2 separate regions of the Homo sapiens genome follow, and region 1 is linked to region 2. A link is a loop called in an ENCODE intact Hi-C map of the cell type or tissue named here. Cell type or tissue: Calu3. All regions are shown on one strand. Links, peaks and the distances in the headings refer to the core of each region. The heading gives the core; the rest is flanking DNA.

Region 1 (8,341 bases), core at 259-8,258, 370 kb after region 2:
CTGTGAGAAGGAGGAATGCCAAAAGCCAAAGAACTAATCATGGGTTGTGGTCACTGACAATCCAAGAAAAGCGTGTTAGATCATATCACAGTAACTCTCACTAACAGTAAGGAGCACTTGAGTGGCAGGACCAGAGCTACAGTCAGGCTCTGACTTGTAGTATGACCCTAAACAAATCATATAATTTCTCTAAATCTATTTCCCCATCTGTAAGATGGAGTTTTTTTTACCCAAAATTGCCTCAAATTTAGATTTTTTACTAACTCACAATTATGTCCCCAGTTACTGTGAACCATTGATACCTTGTATATCTATGGGGAGAAAGAGGAGAGATTTAATACTACTGTACTAGGCACTGAGCTAGTTGTGATTTTATTACAGCCCTTATATCATTATGTCCACAGTAGCCTACATTTTTAGCTCTATTTTATGATGTGGCCACTGAAACTCAAGAGCTCAAATAACACTCTCAAGGTCAATCAGTTGATAAGTCGTAGCAAGAGGTCTAGACTCAGGTCTCTCTGAGCATAAACCCATTTACTTCCCACTGCTTCACACCACTGCTAACTAAAGGTGAAAGGAAATAATATTGTGCACAGTTAGCACTCAAAGATTCCTGTTGGTCTTATCTCAGAAATTGACCCACAATTGTCAGAAATTGAAAGCTCCTTAAAGGTAGGATCCCATGGATAAAAATTTTCATCTTAGCCCATTGTCTTAGTCTTAGTCTGTTCTGGTTGCTACAACAAAATACCGGAGACCAGGTAATTTATAAACAATATAAATTTCTCACAATTCTGGAGGCTGGGAATTCCAAGATCAAGGTGCCTGCAGATTCAGGGGCTAGTGATGGCTTGTTCCGTCTGCTACAAGATGGCACCTTGTTGCTGCATATTCTGGAGAGGAAAACTGCTATATCTTCACATGGCAGAAGAAATGAACAGGACAAAAAATGGATCACACTCACAAATATTCAAGCCAAACCACCCATGTATTAGCTTCCTATGGCTGCTGTAACAAATTGCTACAAATGTGATGGCTTACAACAATGCACATGTATTCTCTTACAGTCCTAAAAGTCAGAAGTCCAAAATGGTAAACAGTCAAAACCAAGGTGTTAGCAGGGCTGTACTCCCTTCAGAGACTCTAGGGGAAAGTCTCTTTCCTTGACTTTTCCAGTCCCTGCAGCTGCATTTTTCGCATATCTCGGCTGGCTCATGGCCCCTTCCTCCAACTTCAAAGCCAGCAGCTTCTCTCTCTGCTTCTGACTCCAATTCCCTCTGCTTTCATCACATGGCCTTCTTCTCTTCTGTCTGTAGCCCAATTTCTCTTTCCCTTCCTCTTATCAGTAATTTTTCTTACTACATTTAGCAGCCACCTAGATAATCCAGAAAAATCTTCCCTTCTCAAGATCCTTAATTTAAGCACATCCACAAAGTCCCTTTTTCTATATAAGGTAACATTAACAAATTCCAGGGAGTAGGGCCTGGATATCTTTGAAGACTATTATTCAACCCACCACAGCCACTCTAGAAAAGTAACCCAGAAAACTATTAAATTCTCAAGCGTACAGCATTTTCAGTCACATGCACTTTAGACCAACTCATAACACATTTATGAAATCAGCAAACTCCGAAGGCATCCCTGATGCCCTGACCTATCTTGCCACACCTGCCCCCCCAGGTGCTCAATGCCCTCACATTTTAATCCTCTTCTTTTTCTCCACATCAATCAATTCCCAAGAGAGAGAAAAATTAGCAATTTATTCTTCCAAGGTGATATGGTTTAGTTCTCATCTCAAATTGTAATCCCCACATGTCGAGGAAGGGACCTGGTGGGAGGTGATTGGATCATGGGGGCAGTTTTCCCCATGCTGTTCTCATGATAGTGAGGGAGTTCTCATAAGAGCTGATGGTTTTAAAAGTTTTTGGCAGTTTCCCCTTTGCACTCTCTCTTTCTCTCTTGCTGCCATATAAGATGTGCCTTGCTCCCCCTTTGCCTTCCACCATGACTGTAAGTTTCCTGAGGCCTCCCTAGCCATGCAGAACTGTGAGCCAATTAAACTTCCTTCCTTTATAAATTACCCAGTCTCAGGTAGTATCTTTATAACAGTGTGAGAATGGACTAATATACAAGGGCTTTCACCCTTAGCTTAATTTTTAATAGTAGGATGAAAATCCTTGTCCTCTGAAGAAGGGATTGCCAGCATCAGAGATTGACTGGGAGCTTCCTACTGTTCATGTAGACAGCCAATTTGGCCCTTTTAGCTTTTTTCTCGCCAAGGAAATACTCAGTGTCAAGCCAGAAATTTCCATCCCTAAAAATGCATTTCTTTTGCAGGCATCTTCAGCTGAGTAAAGATTTTTCTGAAGACATGTCTTCTCTCCTCCATCTTTTATTTATTTATTTGAGACCGAGTCTCACTCTATTGCCCGGGCTGGAGTTCAGTGTTGCGATATCGGCTCACTGCAAGCTCCAACTCCTGTGTTCACCCCATTCTCCTGCCTCAGCCTCCCGAGTAGCTGGGACTACAGGCTCCCACCACCATGTCTGGCTAATTTTTTCATTTTTAGTAGAGATAGGATTTCACCATGTTAACCAGGATGGTCTTGATCTCCTGACGTCGTGATCCACCTGCTTTGGCCTCCCAAAGTGCTGGGATTACAGTTCTCTCCTCCATCTTTATTGCTAGCAATACCTGCTATGTTTGTTTAACAGATTTTTGGCCTGCATGCTGGCCTCATCACCAACCATGGCAGGAGAAGCCAACAGCCAAAGCAAGCCCAGTCCCCTGCCACTTCCAAGCACTCATCCTTCTCCAAATGGCTCTCAACTCATCTCTTACCAGGTTGGATAGGTCATGAAGAATGTTGAGAAATGTAAAAACACTTAAAACTCAAAGGAAATAAGAACTATTGGTGACATTCAGGGCATCATAACAGGCAAGAAAGGAAGGTATTTGGGGATAGGAAAGTCTCCCAGGTGGCCTCCAAATCATACCATATAAGCAATGATACACTTTCCTTGCACATGCTCTACTAGGCAAGTATATTGTACTTTGAGATTTGTCTGGTTCCTACTGAAGGACAATTTGAGGGATTCACTTCTGTAAAAGTTCCAAGATGCATTGTTTCTGGCCATCACCCTAGGCTGCTGCTCCTCCAGCCATAGTGTTCTCTGTGCCCGTGAGCTCTTTAAGAGTCGGATCTAATTAAGTGTAGCTTTGCATGACCCCAACACCCACTATGGGACCTGGTCCCTATGGACAAGGATTCTGAAAAGCAGCTTGGGTTTTCGAACCCCACAGTCAACTCCACAGAGCTCAGCCAGCATTAACTTAGAAACTTGAACAGTTTACTTAATCTTCCTGAGCCTTACTCTTCCCCCTGTGGAAAATGGAAATAATGCCTCCCAGGGTTGTTGAGAAAAAAATTAGGTACATATGTAAAATGCACAGCACAGTGACTACTATATATTAGGCACTCAATAAATGCACTTATTATTAATATTATTTCTAATAATAATATAATACAAAGTCATACTGCTAGTGTACAGATTATAATCTAAAATCATAATCTATAGCTATCTGAGAACAAGAGTAATGACCCACGGAACTCTCTCTTTTTATGTTTAGCTATTAAACATCTCTCAGCCCTTTGAATATGAAGCAGTATGTTTTACTTTGCTGTTCAACATCCATAAATATCTACTGAGTGCTTTTTGTGTGCAGGAACACAACAAACTCAAAAAATGAAGTTTGTCCTAAAGGGAATTACCACCTTAATCATGAGTCAAGAAACAACAGGTACAGAAAAATGTGGGTCACAGTGCTGCTTCTCAGAGCCCATTTGGTCAGAGTGCTTCCAGGATTCAGAGAAGGTTTTGGTTTTAGGAGCAGGGGGCACACAAAAGTCCTCTTTGGGAAATTAACGTTAAAGGAAAGGTAGGATATGAACATATGGAGAAGAGTAGAGACGCATCCTACACCAAGAGCTTGCGAGCAAAGAGTGCTGTGGAAGGAGTGATGGGAATTTAGGTTGAGGATCCTTCCTGTATTTGTCTCCAGCTGCCTTTATGATGGGTACCAAGATAGTGCACAGGGGCCGGAATGCTTAGTGAGTTCTGCAGTTCTGTGAATCAGCACAGTAGTGAGCTGTGTAGGAAGTTCAGCCTGCAAGCCGATTTGCCAGTTTGTGCAGAACCTTCCCCTATCAACAAGTTGGGCCCTTCTTGGCTGGCTGAGAGAAAGAATGGTCTTGGAATTTTGCTTTCTGAAATAGATTTTCTCAATTCAAATTAACTACAATTGTGTTGTTAATCCCCTTGTTATGGGATGAGAATATACTGCATTGAGATTAGAGCCTGAGAGATATGTTGAAGAACCTTGGATTCAACTCAAAGTTCCAAACAATGTGGTCTTCCCAGTAGGCTCTGTGGGCTTCGGCTGGAACAATGGCACCACCCGGTGGCCACAACAGTCTCTATTTGGAAGAATTTCCTTTGGGGCACATTTCACGAACTCCTAAAGCCCCATGTGTGCTGGGGCTGGAGATACAATGCTGAATAAAGCAGGCTAACTCCCTCAGGGGCTTGCAGGCTGATGGGCCTCACCAGTCCAGGTCCTGTGGGCTCAGTCAGCTCTGGTCCCCAGGGATTGCCCAGTGGGGAGCAGAGACAGCCCTTTTTTAACCCAGAGCTGACCTTAAGGTAGATGTCTACAGAGTGGGATTCCATGGATTACAAAATGGCCTCTTGGATCCACCTAACCCCTAATGCCTTAAATCTCTTTCACAGTTGACAAAACCTGTTCCTGTGCTTATTCATTTATTTAGCATGTATTTATCATTTGCCTCTATGACCCAGATACTATGCTTAGGGCTGAAGACAAAAATTTGCCTAAGAATTAGCCCTTACTTTCCATGCATGGCCCAAAGCTAAAGACAAGTCCTTCCATTATCCCCTGCATAGACCATGGAGCCCCTCCAGACTAGCCGGGCCCTGTGGCATCTACCATCTCACGTCCCTCAACACAACAGGTCCCTCAGCCCCAGTCCCCACTGTTCCTTGCACACCCCTCAGTCAGTTCTGCCACCACACTTTTTCTTGGCTGCTCCTCTTAAAAGAAATGCCTTCTCTCTCTCCTCAAGGATGGCTGTTCTGGAGGCCCCAAGCAGGGAGGGCCAAGCCAATGCTGTCAGAGAAAAATGATCTCCAACAGCAGATACTGATGTGAGTGGCTGCAAACTGCAGCAGCAACTACAGGTAGGCAAGCAAGTCTGGACCTGGGGAAAAGAGAGACAGCAGCTCACAGGGCAGAGATGAAGGAAGCTTTTCATGAACAGAAGCTCTTGTTCCACCCAGGAGTTCTAAGAGAGGCTGAAAATAGCAAGAAGATTTAGATCTAGCAGCTCTTAGGCATGAGAAAATATGTTTTACCCTGAAACTCAAGAAAAAGTAGGAAATAGAGGTGAATTCTGGGGATGGTGAGCAGGAACAGGACTCTGTGGAGTAGAGTGAGTGGAAATGTCGCTGAATGTGGTGACCAAAAGATAAAGTGTGGGACTAATTCAAACGTAGACTGTCTGCATCATCAGAAGGAAACTTCTAAATCCTCAGGAAGGCTGCTACACTCACATTGACAAAACCTGAGGGTCAGAGAATTACCTAATAAAAGGAAGGTGTCTGCATGTCTGGGTCAATGCTATGCCATATGGAAAAAGCACCCACAGGCCCAAGAACCTGACCCATGACAGAACAGTGGGCACATAAGCCCCTGAGAAATTAACAATATCTGCTGGAGGTCTGTGAGCTTCCACGAGGCATAGAATGGGATTCTAAGCCAGCGTGAGGTCCTAGCAGCTGGAAATCCCAGCAGATACCTGGTCCATCCATGCACGTCTACATCCTTTCTCACAATAGGACTATTTTCTATCCATTGTCCCTGGGAACAGTGTGGTATTATGGAATAAACATAGGCCTTAGATATAAGAATATGCGAATGCCAATCCCAGTCCCTTCTTCCTCTCTGTGGGACCTTAGCAAATTGCCTTTCTCAGTCCCAATACCGCATCTAGAAGATGTATAGAAGCCATGTTTTTGAGGGTCAGCAACTTTATCAGTGAGGCTGGAGGCTCCTGGTCTGTGGCAAATATCCCCTAGTGAGGGTCCAGTCTGAGGGAGAGAAAGGAAACGGCTTGGGAGGAGTGGCGACATCTCCCCCTGCCCCTCTGCCAAGACAAATCAACTGCACAAGCCCTAAGAATGTGATGGCAAGCATCTGGGATTTACATGTGGTCACAGCTCCACATAGAATCAGAAATACATGTTCTCTGTCCTGTGTAACCCCTTGTCCACCAGTAGGTCTTTATGGGCTTCATTGTCAGAATGTGAATTCCAGCATGGTAGGCTTCACTAAGCTTGTTCTCTGTTGTAGAGTGGATCTGGGTCCTTGTTAGCAATGTAATGGGTGCAGCCTGGATTACATTCTTCCTACTGCTTTCCTAGGAAATGACCCTCCCTCATCCAATCTCAGGGTTGTAGCAGAAGCTCCATTGGATAATGTGACCCATGTGTGGCTATTAGAGACTGGTTCAAGGAAGGGCACTGCATTTAAGACTGAGAAGGGGGTCAGACTCTCTCTGAGTGGCTGGTTTGGTGCAGGCAAATTTGGGAGTGGTAGCAATGACCCTGTTCCACTGTGAGAACTGTGCAGCAAAGATGGTTGGACTACTGTAAGTCAGAGGGGCAGAGAAAACATGGATAAGTGAAAGAAAGTAAAGGCTCACTGGCTTGGGGTGGCACTCCACGCCACCTCTGGTCCTGCTGCCTGGCTTTTTCTCTGGGATTGGATTCAGAAACTCACTCTGAGATTTTTCCCACCAAGTCCTTCTTCACTTGAAGTAGACGGAATGGAGTTGCCAGAGCTGACATCCAGAAAAGGCCCAGCTAATGTGCAAACAAGGTTTCACTTGAAGGAGAGGAAGGACAAGGATGCTGAGTGCATGTGTTCTCAGATGAACAAATTGCCTCCAAGCTCAGCAAGTTGGGAAAACATACTCTAGCATTGTACACCTACAATCCGATGCCTCCCCTGGATGGTAATTTCACTCAGACACAGCAGTAACATTTTAGTATTTAATGGGATGCTTGTAGAGATTTCATTCCACGATGAGAACATTTCCTATTAAAGGAACAAAATGAAAAAAGAGTCATTCATTTCACATGAAAAACAGAGACTTTTTAAAATGGAAACACTGTCAATCAGGCTGAATCACAAGCTGTGATTAAAGCCTCCAGACTTTTTCCCATTTGTGCGAGCACATTTGAATTTTAGCCCAACACTGAGCCTGTATTATAAGAACGTCTAATGTATTCTGCTTTGAACATAATGCCAAACATGTCGTAAAAGTAAAACACTTATCACCTAAGTTCAAGCAAATTTTGGTCTTTTATTCAAGAAGCAGTCACAGCACCTCATTTACAACCTTAACTCAAAAGTAGATCTTCCTAATCAGAGAAATGAAGATAAAGCTGGAGTCTATTATCATCTGTGCTGCTGGTACATGAAGCATGGTTTATGGAAGAGAAGCCAGACATCTCTGGAAAAGTCAAGTTGTTCTCCCCCAGCCCACTACTGCTGTACCCAACAATGGGATTCTTTTTGCTGTTTCCATCCAAACAATGATTGAGCCCCCTGGGCTGTGGGCTGGATAAGTTAGACATGGTTCCTGCCCTCTGGAAATCCACCAGCTCATGCAGGAGGACTCTTCAGTTAAGGGACAATTATTACATGTACCAAGAGGCTGTGGATACAAGGAGGAGAGGCCTGGAGTGGGAGCAGCTGTCAGAAAGGGCTGCTGCATGATGTTGGAGTCAGTCTTCAGAGGAGGGGAAAGGCCTTCCAGGCACAGAGTGCAGCATGATGGGGCAGAGGTATGAAGAGCCTAACACATTAGGGGAACAGTGTGTCCTATGGGCAGCTCTCCCAAGGGCATGCAGTGACCTCTGCCCAGAACCTGAGAGGCCCAGGAACTGAGCAGCATCCCCTCTCAGGGAAGCAGAGGCGTACGTAGGTCTTAAGACAAGATAAGAGAAGCAGAAGATAGCCCCACGTTTCCTTGGTGATCTAAAGTGTTTCCAGAGACAGCTCTGGTCCAGGTAATGGGATAACTAAGGAAGAGACTAGAAACTGTTAACTCGATGCTCAGATGAACTAAAGAAAGTGGCATGACAGGCCTCAGCTCAAAACCTATTGGCCTTGCCCTCTCTGTGGCCAGTGCCCTTGCCAATTCCAATCTGGGGCCTCTGCTGACCTCAGAGACAGCCAGATCACCGCTTCCTA
Region 2 (8,341 bases), core at 193-8,192:
ACGATTTAAAATGAAGGCGGACCTCACCTCTTGTCATTTGGGTAAGCTTAGTCACAATATTTTACCACTGACATTCACCAACCTCAACTTTAAAGGAAGATAATAATATCTACGTTGCTGAATTATGAAAAGAGAAACTTAATTACTCATTTCCAATTATATCCTCTTGCCCAGAACTAGTCACTTGACAGCAACCTAAGTGCAAGGGAGGTTTGGAAATGTGCAGTGAAGGTCTACTAGCTCTCTGTGGGTGGTGGAAGCTCAGCAGATACAGATATAAATATAGATAGATGTTGATATAAATATATACACTTTATATATGTATTTATATGTAATATATATACACACATACATACATATTTTATACACACACACACACACACACACACACACACACACATATATATATATAGTTTCCTCATACAATTTCTCCCACTCCCATGCTGGGAACACATTTATAATTTAGGAGTATGTACTGGTAAAACTACTATCCTGGAAAGCAAGTTACCCAAGTTTGAGAACTCATCTCCCCCTGTAATCGTTCCTTTTTTCTCTCCTTTATTCCTTCATTCACTCATTAATCAATAGATATTTTTCAGGCTCTCCCATGTGCCAAGTAGCTGTAGATGTGATTGAGGGTGGCCTCTGTTTTCATGGTGCTGACACCCTGGCAGGCAGGCTTAGGTGAGCATGGAGTAATAGACAATAAGTAAGTGAGAAAGTGACTTAATACACAGAAAAAATCCATATAGTGAAAAGTGATATACTAAAATAAAACTGGCTGGTGTGACAGCAAGTACCTGGGGAAAAGGAGAAGCATTTGAGTGATCAAGAAAGGTCTCTCAAAGGAGTTGTCATTTGAATAGAAACTCAGATGACTGAAAAAGTCATTCTTACACAGTCTTTGTCACTAAGTAATGAGAACGTGCTGTGCAACCAGAAGATGTCACTGCTGGGAAAGTGGGGCAGGGAGGTCAGCAAATCCTCTCCCTAAAGAAGAACAATACAAGTGAAAAAGCTCATCCAAAACAACCATCTCAGGACTCTGGGAATTTATCAAAAGCAAATAAAACACTGGGGGAATATTAGGAACAATTTTATGCCAATAAATTAAACAATTTTGATGAAATGGAAAAAAGTCGAAGAAAAAAAACCCCAAATAATTAAAACTGACTCAAAAAGAAATAGAAAATCAGAATAGACTTCAATAAGCAGACAAATGGAATTACTAATCATTAAAAATATTCCCACAAAGAAAAACTCAGGCCCAGATGACTTCACTGGTGAATTTTGCTACATACTTAAAGAAGAAGTAATGCAAATCTTTTACAAACTCTTTCAGGAAATAGAGGAGGAAGAAATACTTGTTGGTTTTTTCTGTGTGGTCAGTACTATTCTGATATCTAAGTCAAACAAAGGCATCACAAGAAAACTACAGAACAGTGTCTCTCATGAACATGAATTCAAATTTTCTCAGTGAAATATTGACAAATCATACCCAGCAGCATAGGAAAAGTATTATACAACATGACCAAGTTGGATTCAGCCTAGAAACCAAATACTGGGTTAACATCCGATAATCAATGTAATACACCATCTTCTTAGATTGAACAAAATTAGACCAAAATCACAGTCATCTCAATTGCCATAGAAAAAGGATGCGAAGAAATTCAAGACCTACTCAAACTAATAGAGAAACTTCTTCAACCTCACAAAGAGCATTAACAAAAAATGTACAGCTAATATCATGCTTAATGGTAGAAGATGGAAATCTCTCTCCATAAGATGGAGACAAGGTAAGGATACTCATTCTCCATACTTCTATTCAACACTAAACTAGTGATCCTAGACATTGAAATAAAACAAACAAAAAGATATTAAAGACATTTGGATTGGAAAGGAAGAAGTAAAACTATCTTTATGCATAGAGAACGTGAACCTGGATGTAGAAAATTCTAGATTCAACAAAATTATCTTAGAATGAATAAACAAGTTCAGCAAGATTGCAGTTACAAGATCAATGTTAAAAAGCAGTTATATTAATATTTTTATATTAGAAATGAACAATCTGAAAGTGAAATTTTAAAACTGACATTCAAAATAGCATCAAAAATGATAAATACCTGGGAATAAATTTAACAAAAGAAGTACGACTTGTATACTGAAAACTACAAAAACATAGCTCAGAAAAAAAATAAGAAAGATCTAATAAATGGAGAAATAGTCCTGGTTCACGGATTAAAAGCTTCAATATTATTATAATGGCAGTTCTCCACAAATTCATTGGCAGATTAAACGTAATTCCTACCAAAATTCCGGTAGGCTTTTTTGCAGAAATTGACAACCTGATTTTGGAAATGCAAAGGATCCAGAATCTCCAGAACAATTTTGAAAAGGAATAACGAAGTCAAAGACTTAGGCTTTGTGATTTCAAAACTTGCTATAAATCGACAGTAATCAGCACAGTGAGGTACTGGTATAAAACAGGAGTAAAGATCAACGGAACAGAAATAAGAGTCTACAAATAAACCCTTAAACTTTTATGATCAAGTGACTTTCAACAGAGATGCCAAGTTAATGTAATGAAGGGCAGTTGTTGCAACAAATAGTGCTAGTATAATATATCCACATGCAAAATGGTGAATTTAGACCCTTACCTCACAAAAGACACAAAGACTAAAAATGGATCATTAATTAACTTATACGTAAAACATAAAACAATAAAACCTATAGACTAAAACACCGGAGAAAATCTTCATGACCTTGTGTTAGGCAATTAATTCTTAGATATGACATGAAAAGCATGACTCATAAAAACATTTATATAATGGAGTTAATCAAAATTTTAAACTTTTGTGCTTCAAAAGACATTAAGAGCATTAAGAATGTAAAAAGATAAACAACAGACTTGGAGAAAAAAACGTACAAATCATATATCTATTAAGGACTTGAATGCAGAATATATAAATAACTCTTACAATTTAATAATAAGAGAAAATCAACCCAATTTTTAAAATGGGAAAAATGTTTGAATAGGCATTTCATTAAAGAAGATATAAGGATGTTCAATAAGCACATGAAATGGTACTCAATCAATATAATTAGTCATTAGGGAAATGCAATTTAAAACCACAGTAAGCTGCCATTTCAGGCTTCCAAGAACAGATATACCATAATGATTTTAAGAAGACGATAACAAGTATTAACAAATGTGAAGAAACTATAACCTTTATACATTTCTTGGTGGGGGTGGAAGAGTAAAATCATGCCACCACTTTAGGAAAACAGTTTGGCAGTTTCCTAAAACGTTAAATATAAACTTATCATATGACCTAGAAATTTCATTCCTGGGCATCATCTAAGGATATGAAAAATACATGTCTACATACAGACTTGTACATGAATATTAATGGAAGTATTATTTATAGTAGCCCAAAAGTTAACCAAAATGTCCATCAACTGTAGTGAGTATATAAACAATATGGTATATCTATACAATGGAATATTATTCAACAATAAAAAGGAATAAATTACTAATAAACAGTACAACATAAATGAATCTCAAAAACACTATGCTAAATAAAAGAAGTTAATCACAGTAGACTACATATTGTATGATTCCATTGGCATGAAAATGTCCAGAAAGGGCAAACCTATAGAGAGAGAAAGCAAATCTGTCTCAGGTGGCTGCCTGGAACTAGGGGTGAGAGCCCCCAACTTGACTACAAATAGGCACAAGGGATCTTTTGCATGTAATAGAAATGTTCTAAAATTGGATTTTGGTGACAGTTACAGAACTCCGTAAATTTATGTAATTGAGATATGCACTTACAGTAGGTTAATTTTAAGGTATGTAAATACTTCAATGAAATTGCTTTAAAAAATAGATTCTGATTCTCCAACATCACTGATAGCATAGCAGAGTCTTGGGTACCATGGCAGCTGACAGTGGAAATGCTGGGCAGTCAGAGGGACCCGGTAGGCACTTAGGGTTCTGTCTTCATTTGCATTTCTCCCTGCCTCACATTCCACCCAAGCCGGGTTCCTTCCCAAAGAGGTAGGATGGTGGTGAAAATGTGGAGGACCCTATCCTAAGGGCAATGGGCAACCATCCAAGATTTTAAGCTTGAGGGTAACAAGATCCAAGTTGGGTTTCACGAAGACCCTCTAGTTGCTTGGTGAGGGATGAATCGAGGAGGGGGAACCTGGGGGCTAGGAGACCAAGTGGGTTACTCTGGCAATGGCCAACTTAGAGAAATGAGGAGCAGTAGGAGGCAGGAAACCCTGACTGGGAGGCCTCTCTTGTTTCTCTCATTCGCAAACCAAGAGGTGATAAGTTACAGGATGCAGCACCACTCACAGTGCTTGGCATGTGGCCAGCACACACTCCCTGTGCGTTTAATCATCAGTAGGTGTTACTCTAAGGTCCTTCATTGCTGTACTGTTTTCTAAGTCCCGATTCTAGACCTCAAGGAGCACTTTTTTAATGAGTCCTCCATCTTATCCACCCGCTTCCCAGAAGTCACTTCCAAGGAGTGGACACAGTTATTTTTCGTGTGAAGCAGACAGTCATGGGTATCAGACACACTCACCCAGAGTTCCCTGGGAGGACCTTCTGGAGGGGACCCTGGAGGTCTGAATGGTGCTGGCCCTTCTCCTTGCCCTTAATGCCCTCAAGCTGGGGGCCTGGGGCTTGATGGATTCTGTCCTAGGGTATCATTCCCTTCTAAGAACACGAGTTTGAGAAACCAACAATTACCACAGAAATTGCATGAAGTCCCTAGAATCTTACCTTCCTCTTTGCACACCATTTGGTCTCTGGTCTGATTCTCTGGTGACCACCTTGAAACTTGTATGTGTGAGGCCACTGCATGTTTGAAGTTCCATTCAGATGCAGCAGTGAGGAGCAAGGGTACCTATGTCCAGGGCGCCAGGAGCAGGAGCTAAGGGTGGGGTAGGGAGTGAGCAGCTTACAATAGCAGTTGGAGAAAAAAGAGCAAGAGAGTCTAGTCCCTGGGGTCTGGGAAGGGGCTTGGATAATGAGGCAGGGGGAGGGCCAGTATAGAAGCAGAGGCCCATCTTGGGAAGATTCTTAATTCAAATTTCACATCATCGCTTACCTTTGAGGAAAATGTGTATTACAGCCACAGGGAAATTTATTCATTCATTCATTCATTCAGGAAATATTGATTGAGTGCCCACTGTTGTCCAGTCCTTACAGTGGGCATTGGGCACACATTAGAATCACAGTGGTGAATGAGAGAGACAGGTTCCTGTTCTTACAGAATGTAATGGTCCAAAGCTGGGAGGCAGATAGAAAACTAGTAGTTTTAACATGGTGCAATGCTGGGGGAGCCCAGGTGCTGAGGGATAACTGGAAGATCTTAATCCAACATGAAGATGCCTAGGGGCTGCCCCCTGAAGCAGGTGATGTGCCAGCAGAGACCTGAACAATGAGTGTGAGTTAGCAGGAAAACAGGGAAGAAAAGGGAGCATCCCAAACGGAGAACCAACCCTCAGCAAGGACTAGGCTAGGGAGAGCAAGGAAATTGCTGCCGGACTAATATTTCATGGAAGGAACTAACAAACTCATGTACAAATGCATGAATAAATGCTGCCTCCTAAAATAGGTGGAAGCCACAGAGTGTTTGGTGTTGATACAGAGGTGGAGATGCTTGAGTTGCTGAGCCAGGGCAGCTTTGAGCCAAGCAGAGGTGGCGTGCTAGGAGAAGATATTCCCATTTCAAAGGGATTTTTCAAGGAGACCCACTACAGGGCCCAAAGCAAAGAATTCTTAGTATCTTCAAAATGCAATGTGACTTACGCAGAGTTTTCAAAATCAATCAACAAACAAATGGTCTTATTTGCACAGCCCTGTACCATTGAATAGTCCTTCCACAGGTTTCCTCCCATGTCCTTCCCACAGCCCAGGGAGGACAGCAAGGCTATTGTGATCATCGGGGAAACTAAGGCCCAGAGAGGTGAGGGGACTTAAGGCCACACAGATGGTAAATGGTGGTGCCAGAACCAGGACTTCAAAATCTGACCCCTGGGGTTAAGCTTCCTCCCACCATTTCTTCATTTGCTCACTCAGTACTCACCGAGGCCTACACATGTCAATCTGTATTTGGGGTTGGTGCTTTGGAGATAGATGGGGCAGAGGGAGCTGCACATTTGAAACAAAAACATTTTCCTTTGCTTATGATTCACAAAGCTGCTGGGAAACATCTAGAGAGAAATCGAGGAACAACCCCACACCCTGAGCTTGCATAGAGGGCCTCCCAAGGAGCTTGTATTCTTCCTCCTGGGGGACCACGCTCCAGGGCGTCTCCTCACTGGCATTCTTAGAAAGGGGGCTGGCACTTGCTGGGCCAGAAACCCTCTCCACGCACAGCTGCTTACCTACTAGCTGGCCAAGGACAAGCTGACACAGGAGGGGAACAAGCCACAGTGCCCTTGCCATGACAGTCAGCCGTGTTCATCTGCTGCGTGTCAGAGAGGCACACGTGCACACTTTCCCTGATCGTACTGATCCCTGGGATGGATGGACAGTGTCCTTATCACCCCTCACCTCCCCTCCCCTCCCAGAAACTGCTGGCTAGGATTCGTGCTGGAGAAACCTTGCTGTGTAAATGGAGACACTGTCTGGGGGTAGGGAGAAGGTGACACTCAGAGTATGGGCAGCAGCCCCAGCCTAGAGCAATCAGTCTGATTATTTGTCTCTCCTGGAACCAGTCATGAGACAGGAGACAGGATCTCTTCTGCCTTGAGAGAGCATTTAAGAAAGCAGGCATGAAATATTTAGAAAGAAAAATATGTCAGTCTAAACCAAGACACTAAAATGCATGGCAGCAGGCCAAACCCCCAGGCTGATTTCAGACAGAGGTGCCTGAGGAGGACCCGCTTGTATAGGGCCCTTGCATTGTCATTAGCTCATGCTTGTCTTCCCTCTCTCTTCTACCCCAGCAAGTTGCTGCCTTTCCTGGGCCTTCACCTCACTTCATTTGCTCTGCAATTCCCTCCACTCTCTGCACCAGCTCAGACACTGCCTCTTCCAAGCAAGTGCCCACAAAACCCTTCAACTGAGAGTGATTGTTTATGTCTCTCTCAAAACTCCAGCCAAGGTTGTTCCTATTTGAAATTTGTCCTTGTACTCAGGACCTTTCTTATATATTTGGATTTTTCCCTTGTAGCGTCAGGGACCAGCTGGCAACTAGGAAATGTTGAAGAGCCGATGTCCTGGGCGTTGTGAATGACAAGGCTGCTCTTATCAGCCAACCCAGGGTAGAACTAGCACCAAGCAGGGGCTCGGCAGCATCTGCAGGAAGGCAGGCCAAGCCAAACTCAGGTGGACTTAGAAGGTGGGCTTGGTATGGTGGTTAGTGTGGGCATGGTGATTAAGCACTTGGTGCTGGGCCCACCACCAGATTCCAGCCCTCCCACGCTATGCTGGATGATCCACAGGTACACTGAAGGGGTGCTTTAGACACCAGAAGAATAGGAGGACACATAAAAAGGAGAAGAATTCAGCTACAGGGAAATGTATTTGGAACTTTACAATTATGGAACTTAGACGCTACACTTGATCTTAGCCAAAAGACCGAGAAGCAATGCGGTGGCTCACACCTGTAATCCCAGCACTTTTGGAGGCCGAGGTGGGCAGATCATGAGGTCAAGAGATCGAGACCATCGTGGCCAGTATGGTGTAACCTCGTCTCTACTAAAAATACGAAAATTAACTGGGTGTGGTGGTGCATGCCTGTAGTCTCAGCTACTTGGGAGGCTGAGGCAGGAGAATTGCTTGAACCGGGGAGGCAGAGGTTGCAGTGAGCCGAGATTGTACCACTGCACTCCATCCTGGTGACAGAGCAACACTTTGTCTCAAAAAAAAAAAAAAAAAAAAAAAGGAAAGAGAAGAATTCAGCTACAGGGAAATGTATTTGGAACTTGACTATTACAGAACTAGAAGCTATTTTACTTCTAGCACCTACCTGGGTTTTGTGTTCATGTCTTGAATTATTTGTTTCTATTTTGAACTGTGAGGGTTGTGGGGCTCCACAGCATTTTTAATACACGAGGTCCCTAATGTTCTTATTCCAGCCTTAGCTGTACCTCTTATTAAATTTGTAGCATTGGGTATAGTTGGGAACCTCTCTGAGCCTCAACTTCTTCATTTGTAAACCATAATGGTAGTAGTTACCACATAGGGATGTTTGATTAAATTAGGGAAGCCCAGTTTCAGTTCTCAGCTTGAGGCCTGGAGCAAAGTGAGTGCTTGGTTAACACAGTTGTCACTGTAGCTGTCCTGGCCCAGGAGGAAGCAGGAGTGGTCATGTTACAT

The links. Hi-C counts contacts between places; a loop is a spot of excess contacts. Peaks named below come from ENCODE experiments on the same cell type or tissue, not always from the same donor. Only the 100,000 strongest peaks of a DNase experiment are listed, where the experiment ranks them.
Region 1: it touches region 2 in a loop (3-fold over the local background); 7 of 110 quality-filtered maps call a loop at or near these places.

Annotation. Positions count from the first base shown.
Region 1 is chr3:140,732,812-140,741,152 of GRCh38, forward strand. No RefSeq gene overlaps it. Among named protein-coding and RNA genes, the nearest start is that of TRIM42, 59 kb to the left of the region's middle. In Calu3, for the core only: a CTCF peak has its summit at 4,476 (motif pointing left); a DNase peak (open chromatin) is centred at 4,460.
Region 2 is chr3:140,359,629-140,367,969 of GRCh38, forward strand. All of the region lies in intron 2 of CLSTN2 (calsyntenin 2), which reads left to right. Among named protein-coding and RNA genes, the nearest start is that of CLSTN2-AS1, 140 kb to the right of the region's middle. In Calu3, for the core only: no CTCF peak of the experiment used is centred there; a DNase peak (open chromatin) is centred at 4,373.